Regions from separate parts of the Homo sapiens genome. Here all the other regions are linked to region 1. Evidence: chromatin contacts called from ENCODE Hi-C or POLR2A ChIA-PET data. All regions are on one chromosome and are shown on one strand. The core of a region is the stretch at or near the end of the contact, and the rest is flanking DNA. Distances in the headings are between cores, read along the strand shown.

Region 1 (4,107 bases), core at 1,408-3,907:
AAGAATGTTCACTAATGTTATGCATTGCTCAGCTTATGTTAATTTTGTTTTACCACATTATAAAAGATATGTTTTAATTGATTTGTTCCAACATCCGTCTACTAAGACAGCTTTAAAGCAGATCAAATCTTCATTTCCTTAAACTCAAAAGTATTGTCTTTCAATTTATACAAATATTTTAGGCCAGAGGCAGTGGCTCATGCCTATAATCCCAGCACTTTGGGTAGCTGAGGTGGAAGGATCACTTGAGGATAGGTGTTCAAGACCAGCCTGGGCAACACTGCAAGATCTCTTGTCTACAGAAAAATTTAAAAATTAGCTGGACATTGTGGCATTTGACTGTATGTCTCAGCAACTCAGGAGGCTGAGGAGGGAGGGTCACTTGAGTCTAGGAGGCTGAGGCTGCTATGTTCATGCCACTGCACTCCAGCCTGGGTGACAGAGTGAGACCCTGTCTCTAAAAACAATAAAAAATACATAAAATAAATAAAGAAATATTTTATGAATTAATCTTTAAATCACACATACCCCCTAAATCCTGTAACAAGAAGACGCTAACAAATTCTATACAAATTTTTAATCATTCATTTTAACTTCATGAAAACCAAAGTTTACCAAATCTACGCAAAAAGATAGATACCTACATATTTTAATACAATGAAATTGGACCACCAAGAGAAAAAAAAAAACCTGGAAATTTAAATTCAGTTTATCATGTAAGAACACTTATATTTTAATTTATAAGCTGAGAATCCAATTCAACATACTAATTTTAATGACAGATGAATTTGAGAAATACATCTTTTGAAAACTTTCTTTCTTTTAGAAAACTTGACAACTTTCTTATGATCTTTCTCTTAGATCATATTAGTGTTTAAGACAATTAAATTGAATATGTTGCTCCCTAATTCCTCCACTCACTGTTCTATATATTTCTCCACATATAAAACTCACTGTATTATCCTCATGAAAACTTTATAGACTATATTAAGATCTATGTTAGAGTTACCTTAATTTTCTCTCCAACTACTTTCTCTCTCCACAACTCATAACTAAAGCACTTCTCATAAGTAATGGCATACACTGAAAGTCCCAAATTAAGAAGAAAGAAAAAGATCAACACTGGCTAAACACAACTGAATTGCATTTTAGAGCCACAAATTTAAAACATTATGACAACACATAGCATGGCTGCTAAAGGGCCCCAGGATCAGAGAATCTGGCAAGTCATATATCACAGGGTGTTGAAGAAAACATTTTTAAAAGAAACACATTATAGTGGGTGTTACATTAATGCTACAGTCCCTGTATTTCGATAATCTGAAATAAGGGTCTCCCTTTTATTCATAATAGGAGCAAAATTTACAGGCAGATCTTTCTTCCATAAAATCATTAATTTCTAAATCTAGCACCCCCAGTGTTCTATTCAAAATTATTATGAAGATCTTTTTAGCAATACACTGTCACAAAAATAATGACTACATGACAGCTATTTTTTACATATATACACATACATAAATATATTTATATATTCATATTCTATTCAGTAATTGGACTTCATTTCTCTTTCTCAAAACAAGGTCATTTCACAAAATCTTTGACTAAATGTAAATATTTGTTTTTCTTAAAATTTAAATCTATAATTTAAAATGATATAATTTGAGGTAAACATATCAGAAGGCAGTCAACCATTAAAATATTAATTCGTTTGCTTACTAATCATAACAGAATCCCAGCAATAATCTGAAAATATAATTGAGAAAAATTTTACACCACACCTTACATCATTAGGTAGTGATCCTCTTTCTAAATGAAAATTAGTAAACCCACAGAAGAGTCTTACTAGATAAAAGATACAGGGCACACCTACAACCAAATTTCCAGCGAATGGGTAAGAAAAGTCCCTAGAGGAAAGCTGGGCTTGCTAACCAAAAGGAGAGGGAGAGTAATTCTGGAATAGGGTACAGATTACAAGACTACAAGAGAGGTGAAGTAATGTCAGTTTGCGAGGCCCAGTCTGGCCAAGACGGAGGTTGGTGAGAAGCAGAAGAAGATGCTAGAGTAGTACTGATGATACATGGGAGGTCCTGGAAACCAAGAGGAAGGTTAGGGCTTCAGCCTCAGAGCAAAGGGTATCATAGAACATGTTGAGAGAATTTCACAAAGTAGTGCTGTAGGAGAACTAATCTGGAAACTGTGAAAAAGGATTTGGGGGAAAGGGAGAAGAACAGAAGGAAGGGAGGTTAATTCTTGTAATTATCTAAGCATGTGTTGGAGACAGGAGCCTGGTACCAGCATCAGAAACAATGGGACAGATGTGGGGGATGATGAGAATACAGTCAGCTGGTGGGAGGAGGCCATCTTCCAACACCAATGTCTCAAAAAGCGTTTTGTTCCATTGGCTGGTTTGGTTGGAAAGTGCATTATTTATAGATCTAACATGAATTTATCTCACAGTCAACAGCAATTCAGAATTGTGCATTAATATTTTTTAAAGCAAAGAAAACAGTCAAAGAAAGCAGAATAATTCAGTGGAGAGAGCACCTGGTCTCACAGTCAGAAGCCCACAAATCTATTTCTGGCTTTTTGAGCAATGTTGCTCATCACCTTGCACAACTGAATCAGTCTCAGTTCCCTTCAAAGAAAAATGGTAAAGCAAACTAATATGACTGTTGAAGTGTTACAAGGGCAGAAACAAACTCAAATCTTTGAAAGTGCTTGAAGTAAAACCACTATACACATGTTAAACCACTAACAAGTAATATTTTCTAAATATACCACATGGACCTTCAATTTTGTCCAACTATATACATTCTTTCTTTTGATAAGGACACAGATGTCCAAACACATGAATACCAAAATTCACCATTCTACCTACTTGTTTCATCCTTCCATGTCAGTTTTGCTTCTAAGGTTAAAGACCAATCACAATCTTGATAAAATTTTGAAACACTATTTGGCTATTTAAAAAAAAAAACTGACGTGAAGTATTTCCATAAATTCAAACCCAGATCAAATATTTTAAAACAAAAATAATTTAATGGTTGCATTAAACCACTGGGGAGGGTGACTATGAGGCAAGGCATCCATATACTACTACATATTAAGTATCCCTTCTCTGGAATGCTTGGAACCAGAAGCGTTTCAGATTTTTTTGGGATTTTGGAATATTTGCATATACCTAATGAGACATCTTAGGGATAGAATCCAAGTCTATACAAGAAATTCATTTATGTTTCATATACATCTTATACATATAGCCTGAAGGTAATTTTATACAATATTGTTAATAATTTTGTGTACGAAACAAAGTTTATGTACACTGAAAGCAAAGGTGCTGTTAGGGTATGGAATTTTCCACTTGTGGTATCATGTTGGTACCCAAAAAGTTTCAGATTTTGGAACATTTTGGATATTTGAATTACAGATGCTCAGCCTGTATTCATGAAAACAAAGGGACAAATAAATGATCATTTGTATTTTGCATGAAAATTGATTATCAGGAACACCTAAAAATAACTAGAGACAGTTCAGGTTTCCTCTTCACCATTTGAGTTGTGACTGCATGAACTCTGGGAGTCCAGCACCTTTGTATGACAAAAGTGAAGCTTATAGATGATTAGCTAATTGGGAAAGGAGGCACTGAACTCCTCTTTCTTAAAGATCTGGGTTTGTTCCAAAGAAAATATAATCTAATATATGAGTTAGATTCAGATTTCCTAGAACTAGGGAGACAAACTAAGTAAATTCTAAAGATACTCTGGAGTATTCTTTGTCTGCTCCTTAGTTTTAAATAGTGTCCCTACTCTCCCACTAAGCTATGATATTAAAATAAAAATAACTTTGCAAATATAAAATTAAGAATATATTAATGCAAAACTATGGAGAAAACTTTGGAGCCTGACAGACCTGTATTCAAATCAGAGCTGTGCTCATTACTTTTTTTTTTTTTTTTTTTTTGAGACAGAGTCTTGCTCTGTGGCCCAGGCTGGAATACAGTGGCGCTATCTCGGCTCACTACAACCTCCGCCCCCCGGGTTCAAGTGATTCTCCTGCCTCAGCCTCCGGAGTAGCTGGGATTATAGGCACATGCCACCACGCCCAGCT
Region 2 (4,044 bases), core at 1,545-4,044, 540 kb after region 1:
GGTGGTGCTTCCAGAAGGGAAAACAAGGAGAAACAGTTTCTTTTGTTACATCAGAACTTCTTGAGAGGAAAATTATGGGATGGTTAATTCCAGGGGCTTATTTGCAAAGTTGATTTAGAGGGAGATATTGGAGCTGCGTCAGTTTTGTGATGTAGTAAGACTATTGTTTAATCAAGGCATTGAGCCTTCTTAGTATGCACTGAAGTAGAGCCCTTCATCTGTGTGATTTTTCGCTGTTTGAGGCACATGCCTGCTGCCCTCATGAAGTAGCTGAGCATGCATTTAAGCCCAGTGTGTCGTCCTCATGAACGCCCAGGTCTTAGTCCAGAAACCTCCATCTTCTCATGGAGGCTGGGCTGGATGTGTGTGCTCTGAATCCTGGGCAGGAAGATGGACCTCACTGGAGTCCTTCTGTACGGTCCAGGACTGTGGGAGGGCGAGAGTCAGGCCAGGCAGAGGCCCCCAGGAGAAAGGGCAGGAGTGATGGAGAGGTGAGGAGCATGGTGCTCAAGAATCTAGAGTATACATTCCGGCCTGCCTTCCGTGCCTCAGTTTCTCACCCTTTGAAATGGGGATAGAACGATAGTTTCTCATGGAAAGGTTAAAGTTGTACATTTAAAGCACTCGGCACTGTTTGACTCATGAGTATGAGCTGCTATTATTGGGGTACAGGCTCAGTAGTCCTGACACTCGACCTCCACCTCTCATGGAATCCTGGCTTTGAGAAAGGAGGCAGTTACTATTGAGGTTTCCTCAGTAGCTTTCAGATGCTTCCTGTGTTCCAGAGCCCACCTTCCTCCGATACTCCTTCCAGACTTCCTGCCTCCTGTGAGAGGATTATTCACTGGGGAAACTTGTCCAAGGAACTTCCGCAGGTGCCCAGGACCTTCTTGCTACCCCGTGGCCACTCACCTTCCTCACCCAGAATCTCCCCTGATGGCTGAACACAGAAAAATTGACACCCAAAGCATCTTGGCCCCTATCCCATCACCCAAGTCCCTGTTCTCTCCTGGAGAAACAGACCCTGCTGGGGAGGAATGGGTGAATGTGTGTGTTTCTGGAGGTGGTCAGCCCACCAGTGGATGAGAATTTCAGCTCTGCACGGGTAGGCCAGGAGGAGGGATTAAAGCCTCCTTCGAGCCCAGTCTCCCTAGGCAGGTAAACACTGCCTGTCTCTACACATAAAGCAGTCCCTTTATCTCTCTGCTCAGGCTGCGAATCTCTGAAATTTAGGCAGCTCACTATTATCCCTTTTCCCTCCTTTGATGGAATAGATGAGCTTTTGGGTTTTTCATACAGGGATCATTTCACATATAAGCCTTTCAGTGGTCACGATGGCAGTCACCCTCCAAGTGCCCTATTCTGTGTCCTTCTTGTGTCATCTCAGTAACTCCTCACAACAGCTTTATGGCAGAAGATGCTATTACTAGATCCATTTTACAAATAGGGAGTGTCACCTTTTATACCCCCATATAGTTAAATTTCTTTATCACAGCTTGAGTATTTGGCCTCCCTGAAGGCTGAACGTCCAGGGACCCTGTCCTTATTGGTTGTGACCCTCACCTGACCCCCAGCCTCTCTCCTAATCTTTCTCCTAGGAAGCCCACTCACTGTCACTCCCCCACAGGCACACACGGGCCCCCCCAGGCACCCCTCCCCACTGCCTGCTCAGCTCCCAGCTTGCCTTCTCTCAGAGCCCCCTAAGGGAGGGTGAAGTGTTTTTTACTCCTCTTCTGCCAGGTGGGCTTAAATAGGCAATCACAGCAAGACAATTAAAAAAAATCCAGAGGGAGTCTCCCTCCTCTTCCCTCCTTCTCCTCAGTTAATTTATTTCCTTTATAGGAGGCCTTGGGGAGAGGAATCTAGGCAATGCCTGCTCAGACAGGACTTTCCAGTGGATTCTCCATGCGGAAGCAGGGGCAGGTCGTCCCTCCCCATCTCTGCGGGCTCGGTGCAGCCGTCACGCCTCCTTGCCCCTGCAGGTTCTTGGGGAGGCCCGCCGTGGGTTCCTCTTCCTGCTCGCTGACTTATTTCCTGGTCTGGGGGAATTTCCTTTTGGTTGGAGGTCCGTGCTGTGCCGTGATCACCTGAGCCTGTGCAGGGACAGCCTCAGTGTCTCCGTTGCCACAGCTTCCATCAGAGAAACCAGGAGGCTAGACAGGTTCACGAAAATTCTAATCATTCTCACCGTCACCAAAATAACAAGTCTTCCAAGCACTGCCCTTCCTACCCTGCACCTCCTCACTTAAAATGCTTAGAAATGTCAGCCAGAAACCCAAGCGTGTGATGCCAATCATGTTTCTGGCTGAGAGGATTTTATTCAGTAGCCCTCCCTGGCTGCCAGCTCATTGTGAATGGCCAAAACCTGGGGGTTGGGCTTTCCTGATGTGAGGGCTCCTTCCCTCCCAACTCCCTTGGGATAGTTGGACCCCATGATGCGGCCCCCTCCCAGATCTGCCACCTGCCGCCATCTTTCTGGCCTTTTACTCAGTCCATTAACAAACAGCTATTGAGCTCCCACCCACGGTCATCAGCCCCTGCCTTCTGTGTCCTGATGAAGTTAGCCTCTTGTTAGATTTGGGAAAGAGCCCAGGGTTTGGGGTTTGAAAGACTCTTGGCTGTGCCACTTACTGGCTTGTGATTTCTGGGGGATCCACTTAGCACTTCTGGGCACAGAACCAGGGCCACCCCCTCTCATCAAGTTTGGGAGAGTCACATGAGATGGTGAAGGTGAAAGGCCCTTGTAAATATGGGACACATGCCTGTGGCTGCTGTCATGCTTGCAGGTGGAGTCCTGTGGATTGTTGTGCACGCAGCAGCGGTCCCTGCACTTTGCCTTTCCTGCTGCCCTGGCAAGCGGGCCTCACTATTAGTACCTGCTATTAGTACCCAAGCCTTAGCGAAGCTTGAGCAGCCTTGCCCAGATTTAGGCATCTGGATGGAGCAGCCTGGGGCCCTTCTACCCTCCTGCCCTGCCTCGCCACCATGGTGCCCACTGCCTCCCTTCCCAATGCAAACCTTTCTGCTTAGTTCCTTCTGCCCATGACCTCAGCAGCCTGCAGTCCCCACCCAGCTTGGACTGCCCAGCCAAGTGTGATGCCCACTTGTTCCTTCCAATGCAGCTAATGACCAGCTGCCTCCTCCTCCCACATCTAGCCCTTGGAGCCCCAGATTTTCACCCAGGCTCTAAACTCTTTCTTCTCTCCAGACCAGAGGTCTCCTGGGACAGCAGGGCCCAGCCAGTCCCCTGCTTACCCTCAAGACCTGGGCTCTCTGGGGCCCCACCTGCAGGCAAACTGCAGCCTTCCATCCTGTGCCAGAGTCCCCACGCCCAGGTACAGACCTCAGGGCTGGACAGCTGCCTCTTTCCTCCCCACTCCCTAGTAGCCTGGCAAGGCCTGAATGGACCAGGCTCCAAGGCTGGCAGGACTCAGCCACCCCCACCCTTGGGCCCCATGCCCCCTTAACCTGCCCTCACTTTCTCCTCTGGTTGGCTTAGGTCAATACGGTGAACACGTGTAACAGGAGGGATCTAAATGAGGCAAGGTGGGGGAAAGGGAGAGATGAGAAGACAGTCCAAATGCTCCTTGGGTGCTCTGCCAGTACAGTCCTTCAGCCACTCCCAGAACATTCTCAAAAACAATGCCTTCCCTATCCCTTTGGGACTTACCATCCCATGTCTGGAAAAATCTTCCAGCTGGGGTCATGGCAGAGTCACAGAGCAGCTGAGAAAATTTAAACAAACGTGGGGCTTCTTTTTGGAATCTTTGGTGCTTGCTCACGTGAGGATGTGTGTTGGAGAATCAGAATATTAAAACATCAAAGGACATCACTTTTGGACAGTTCTCTTGGCTGGTTTCCATGTGGGTAGAGAAAGGACTGGAGACAAGGAGATGATGGGGCAGAGGAGCGTACAAGGGTTATGCATGTGCAATCAGGTTTCTCCCAATATTTCATTGCTGCTGATGCTTTGGAGGCTCTTCGTTCCAACACTGTTTCCTTTTCCTGAGAAATTTATTTCTGTCTCTGGCTTCAGTCTGGCCC
Region 3 (4,412 bases), core at 134-2,633, 620 kb after region 1:
CTACATAATGGGAAAAATATTTTTAAATAATATATCTATTAATATTAAGGTTCTTGTATTCAGATTATATAAAGAACTCTTACAACTCAGTAATAAAGAGACAACCAAATAAAAAACTGACAAAATACTTTAAATTAATATTTCTTCAAAGAAGACATATAAATGGCTAATAAGCACATGAAGAGATGTTCAACATCAATAGTCATTAGGGCAATGTAAGTCAAAATCATAATGAGCTGGCAGTTCACACCCACGTGGATGGCTATAATCAAAGAGACAAACAATAGTGTTAGGGTCTGGAGAAATTGGAACATTTATACATTGCTGGTGGGAATGTAAAATGGCACAGCCACTCTAGAAAACAATTTAATAGTGCCTGAAAATGTTAGTTAGTTAGCATATGACCCAACAATTCCATGCCTAGGTTTAGACCTAAGACAGGTGAAACTGTATGTTCACTCAAAAACTTGTACATGAATGTTCATGGCAGCATTATTCACAATAGCCCCAAAGTGGAAACAATGTAAATGTCCATCAGCTAATGAAGATATAAACAAAATGTGGCATATCCATACAATGGAATGAAGTACTGATACAGGCTACAACATAGATGAACCCTGAAATCATGTTAAGTGAAAGAAGCCAATCACAAAAAGACCACACACTGTATTGTATGATTCTGCTGGTATAAAATGTCTATAAGAGACAAATCCATAGAGACAAAATAGATTAGTGGTCATCTAAGCCGGGCAGGAGGATAGGGAATGAATAAGAATCATTACAGAGTTTCTTTCTGGGATAAAAATGTTCTAAATGTGATTGTGCTGATAGCTGCACAACTCTGTTAATATACTAAAACCTCTGAATTGTACACTTTAAATGTTTGAATTTTATATGAATATATCTCAACATAACAGTCTTTTTAAGTTTTAAAAAGTATGAAAAAAGGGTCAAGAAAAGCAACAAAAACTCTCCCACTAGTATTTGACAGACTTAATAGGCCGATATGGCCTCTGAGTTACACAAGTCTTAACGTTTCCTTCTTTTCTTCTAACCACATCCTGTAGTCTAGAACTCCTGGGTTTCAAGCTTTCAATAATTCTATGCCACAGAAACCCTTTTTTGGTGAGGATTCTAGGAAATGCAATAAACCTAGTCACATACCAAGAAAAATGTATTGGAACACAGAACCACAAAAAATTCTCATCCCCATATCTGGGAAACATAAACATCCAATCTAGGTGTTTCACAGCCATCACAAGAGCAAAAAGTATCATCCTTCCCCAGTTGCTTACCTACATACAGGCCTAAAAGAAAAGCAAAAGATGTTCTCTAATCTGATCTATGACCTTAAAAAAATATTCTCCTGCAGTCTATGGCCTTACATTTCCAGTCATTTATTATAAGTGTTTAAAAACCAGTTCTGGATTGGAAGTGCTCCAGAAAAGGTCTTTGGCCAACTTTAACCTATTTTCACTTGACTCTTTTCCATGAGTACTTTAACTTTCTTTTCATTTCTGACAAGATAAAAATTTAAAAGACTATCGTTAGCATTTGTTAACACAGTTGCTATATGCTATCACAGAGGAGGTATACAAAAATCTCCATTATTTCCATGTTTAAAAAATAAATACATTAATAAGCTACTTTTGCTGCTTCATCTCCTGAACTACAGTGCCCTCTGCTGCTCAATGCTGATGAAGGCCATTCTCTCAGTTGAATGAAAGGGAACCAACCCTCTTCTCTAGTAACTCTGGAAAGCTACCTTTGGAAAAAAAGGACTCCTTCATTAAAAAATACAGAAGAATTTAAGTTACATAAAAACTTCATCTGAATGGATTTAAGAAAATATGCACAATACATATTTCATAAAACATCTGTCCAAGAAAGAATTATACCTTAAACACACACCTTTAAAAATGTCCTTTGCAGGATGAGCACTCTTGGAGCCATGAGTTAAAGCCCTTACTATATACCCAATGAGTGAGTGTATGCAGAAGGAGCCTAGGTGCGCGGTGAAGCAGTGGATGTCCACATCCAACCATGACACACCAGGCAGCCAGGTCCTGTCCACAAAGGGAGCCCCAGTGCCAAGCACACAGCAGCTATACTATGAGATCCCAGAACTCTTTAGTCCTTGCCTACAGTTCTCAGAGCCCCTCACTCATTCACTTAATGCAAACATCTAAGAGAGCACCTGCCTACCATATACAGGCACTGTGGTACTTGCTGGAGGTACAAAGATGCACATATGTCTTAGTTGCTGCCCTCAATGAACCCACTCTAAGAGGAGGAAAATTAACAAATACATACAATTAAATGGGCAATGATAAAATCTGCTTAGCGTAGCGAGGCAAGGCAGAGGAAGGAGGAGTCAATTCTACCAGGAGTACAGGAATTAAGAAAGACTTCACAGAAGAGATGCCCTTTAAACAGTCTTAAAAGACACACAATGCTTACCAGATGAGTAATGGGGGAGGACACAGTTTGAAAAAGATGCCAAGGAATACAGTGCTATGTTATGTGCAGTCCTGTGAGAATCAGGGCTGCCACACATGCTTGTGTAGGTTGCAAGGATATTATCTATCTACAGTGTGGCAGCCCTGCTCAAGGGTAGGTATAAAGTCTTATTTCTCTAATCTTGCTCCTCCAGTGTTTCTTCTTGGTGTCCTCTTTCTCTCAGCAGGGCTCAAAGTTGCTTTCTAGCATCTAAACTTATGTTATCTTGTAGAAAGTCAGACACACTAGGACCAGGAATTCCCTCCACTCTGTGAAAATGCTTTGGCCTTACTTCCCCTCAGGAGGCAAGCTATACCCAGCCAAGTGTGGATTGAGTACTGACTGGGGCATCAGTGGTGACATGGTGGTGATAAGCCCCCACTCCTGCCTGGCCTGCCACTCTTCCAATCAACAGCTTCAGTGCAGGGAAACTGACCAAGGAGATAAGAATTGGAATCTGTCCCCTGGGCCTTATCAGCACATATGATCTAACTGAATGAAATACTTATTAGCAATAACAAAAGCTAAAATCAAACAAATGAAGTTAACAGTAGGCATTATGCTAAACACTTTAAATATCCCAAAACGTAGGAATACTACTGCTCCCTCTTTGAAGATATGAGAACTGAAGCCCAGACAAATAAGGAAACTGACCACATCACAGAGCTGGCTGGTAGAAAGCAAGCATGTGAGCTGAGCAGTCTCCAGGGCACTAGGCGACAATACACTGCTACCCACAGTAGCATAACCAATGCCAGAGGCAGGCAGTGAGCACCACAGCCAAATGTGAATCTAGAAACTCAGGGCAGCTGCACACTGTGTGAGGACCAGTGGTGGCATGCTCCAGACCCAAGAGTGAGTGCCAAGCTTTCCACCCCAAGGGAGGAGGAATTCTGGTCAAGGGCAGGCCTCACCAAGGAGCTAGCAAGTGGTAGGCCTACTAGTAAGATGAACCAAGAAGTTCAACCCTGCTCATGTGAGAGATGTTTTGAGGTGGTTCTGCCTTTGGCCTTTCTCTCGGGATTGGATTGCTACAGTTCTTGGAACTGGTTTATTGCTACAGGAACCAGCCCTCTCTGCAAGGCCCAGTAAGAATACAGTGTAGTGCAAAAAGAGCCCCTTGAGGCCTATATCTGATCTATGCTGAAGGTGTCTACATGGGGATCTGTGGCCAAAGCTCCAGCTAGTCACAGACAACATTCATTTATTTAGTTAGAGTTGTGCCTGGAACCTCATTCTCAGAGTTTGGTAGGTGTCAGAGGAAGCCACTGGTCAAAAATTCAGAGATGTGGAATCACGGCCCAATCTCTTACCCCAAAGATAAGCCCAACAGCAACCCTCTCCTTGATTTCTAGCAGCTCTCCAGTCTGATAATCCTACCTACACAAACTGCATGGCAGCCACATCCTCACTTCCTATCCCTAATCCTTGCCCTCTTCTCCAAAGTACCACATGGCTGTTACTACCAAGCTGATGGTCTGAGACAGCCTAGAGCACAAAGCCATTCAAGCAACAGCATGGAAGGGACAGACACCGCCAACCTCAGCAAAATGGCCATTCTGTGACCATAAGGTCAAATATCAAAAGGAACTCACAACCCCTAGAACCATAAATCAATGGTAAGGGTAAAATTTGTTGAAAGAGGAGGGCCCAGGGGCCTGGAATGAATGCTGATCAACACCTGGGAGGGAAAGCGTCACACACTACCAGCCAGTGATCCTTACCCGCCAAGTCCGACCTCCGAAGAAGTCTGACAGGCACATACGAAAACCAGGCCTAAATTCAGTGAAATGGCCAAATCCATTCATTGGGATGGTATACATGACACCAATCCCAAATCATTTCATCTTGAGAATCACAGTAGGACTCTATTTCTACAAATATCACTAGGGAATGAGGACATTTTCTTATCA

The links. A loop is a pair of places that touch in the nucleus more often than their neighbours do. ChIA-PET counts read pairs that join two places held with the same protein, here RNA polymerase II (POLR2A). Pooled maps may share reads with other maps.
Region 2: a loop to region 1 is called in a map of OCI-LY7, with 5 times the contacts of the local background. The contact joins two enhancer-like sites. A Hi-C loop is called at or near these places in 1 of 168 maps with a recorded cell type or tissue (OCI-LY7), 3 of 37 single-sample maps with no recorded cell type and 4 of 50 pooled maps.
Region 3: a loop to region 1 is called in a pooled map, with 2.2 times the contacts of the local background. The contact joins two enhancer-like sites. A Hi-C loop is called at or near these places in 3 of 50 pooled maps. POLR2A ChIA-PET finds 5 or more read pairs at or near these places in 2 of 52 experiments (T-cell and activated naive CD4-positive, alpha-beta T cell).

Annotation. Positions count from the first base shown.
Region 1 is chr3:16,911,106-16,915,212 of GRCh38, reverse strand. The region is part of intron 1 of PLCL2 (phospholipase C like 2); the gene reads right to left. Among named protein-coding and RNA genes, the nearest start is that of MIR3714, 20 kb to the left of the region's middle. RefSeq lists an enhancer at 2,360-2,589. Within about 2 kb of position 2,657, at least 4 of the 41 ENCODE cell types and tissues checked have a DNase peak (open chromatin) inside an H3K27ac peak, as active enhancers do; they include OCI-LY7, where a contact is called at or near this core.
Region 2 is chr3:16,372,806-16,376,849 of GRCh38, reverse strand. The region is part of intron 5 of RFTN1 (raftlin, lipid raft linker 1); the gene reads left to right. Among named protein-coding and RNA genes, the nearest start is that of OXNAD1, 110 kb to the right of the region's middle. RefSeq lists an enhancer at 3,008-3,057. Within about 2 kb of position 2,794, at least 8 of the 41 ENCODE cell types and tissues checked have a DNase peak (open chromatin) inside an H3K27ac peak, as active enhancers do; they include OCI-LY7, where a contact is called at or near this core.
Region 3 is chr3:16,287,767-16,292,178 of GRCh38, reverse strand. The region is part of intron 5 of OXNAD1 (oxidoreductase NAD binding domain containing 1); the gene reads right to left. Among named protein-coding and RNA genes, the nearest start is that of OXNAD1, 25 kb to the right of the region's middle. Within about 2 kb of position 1,383, at least 7 of the 41 ENCODE cell types and tissues checked have a DNase peak (open chromatin) inside an H3K27ac peak, as active enhancers do.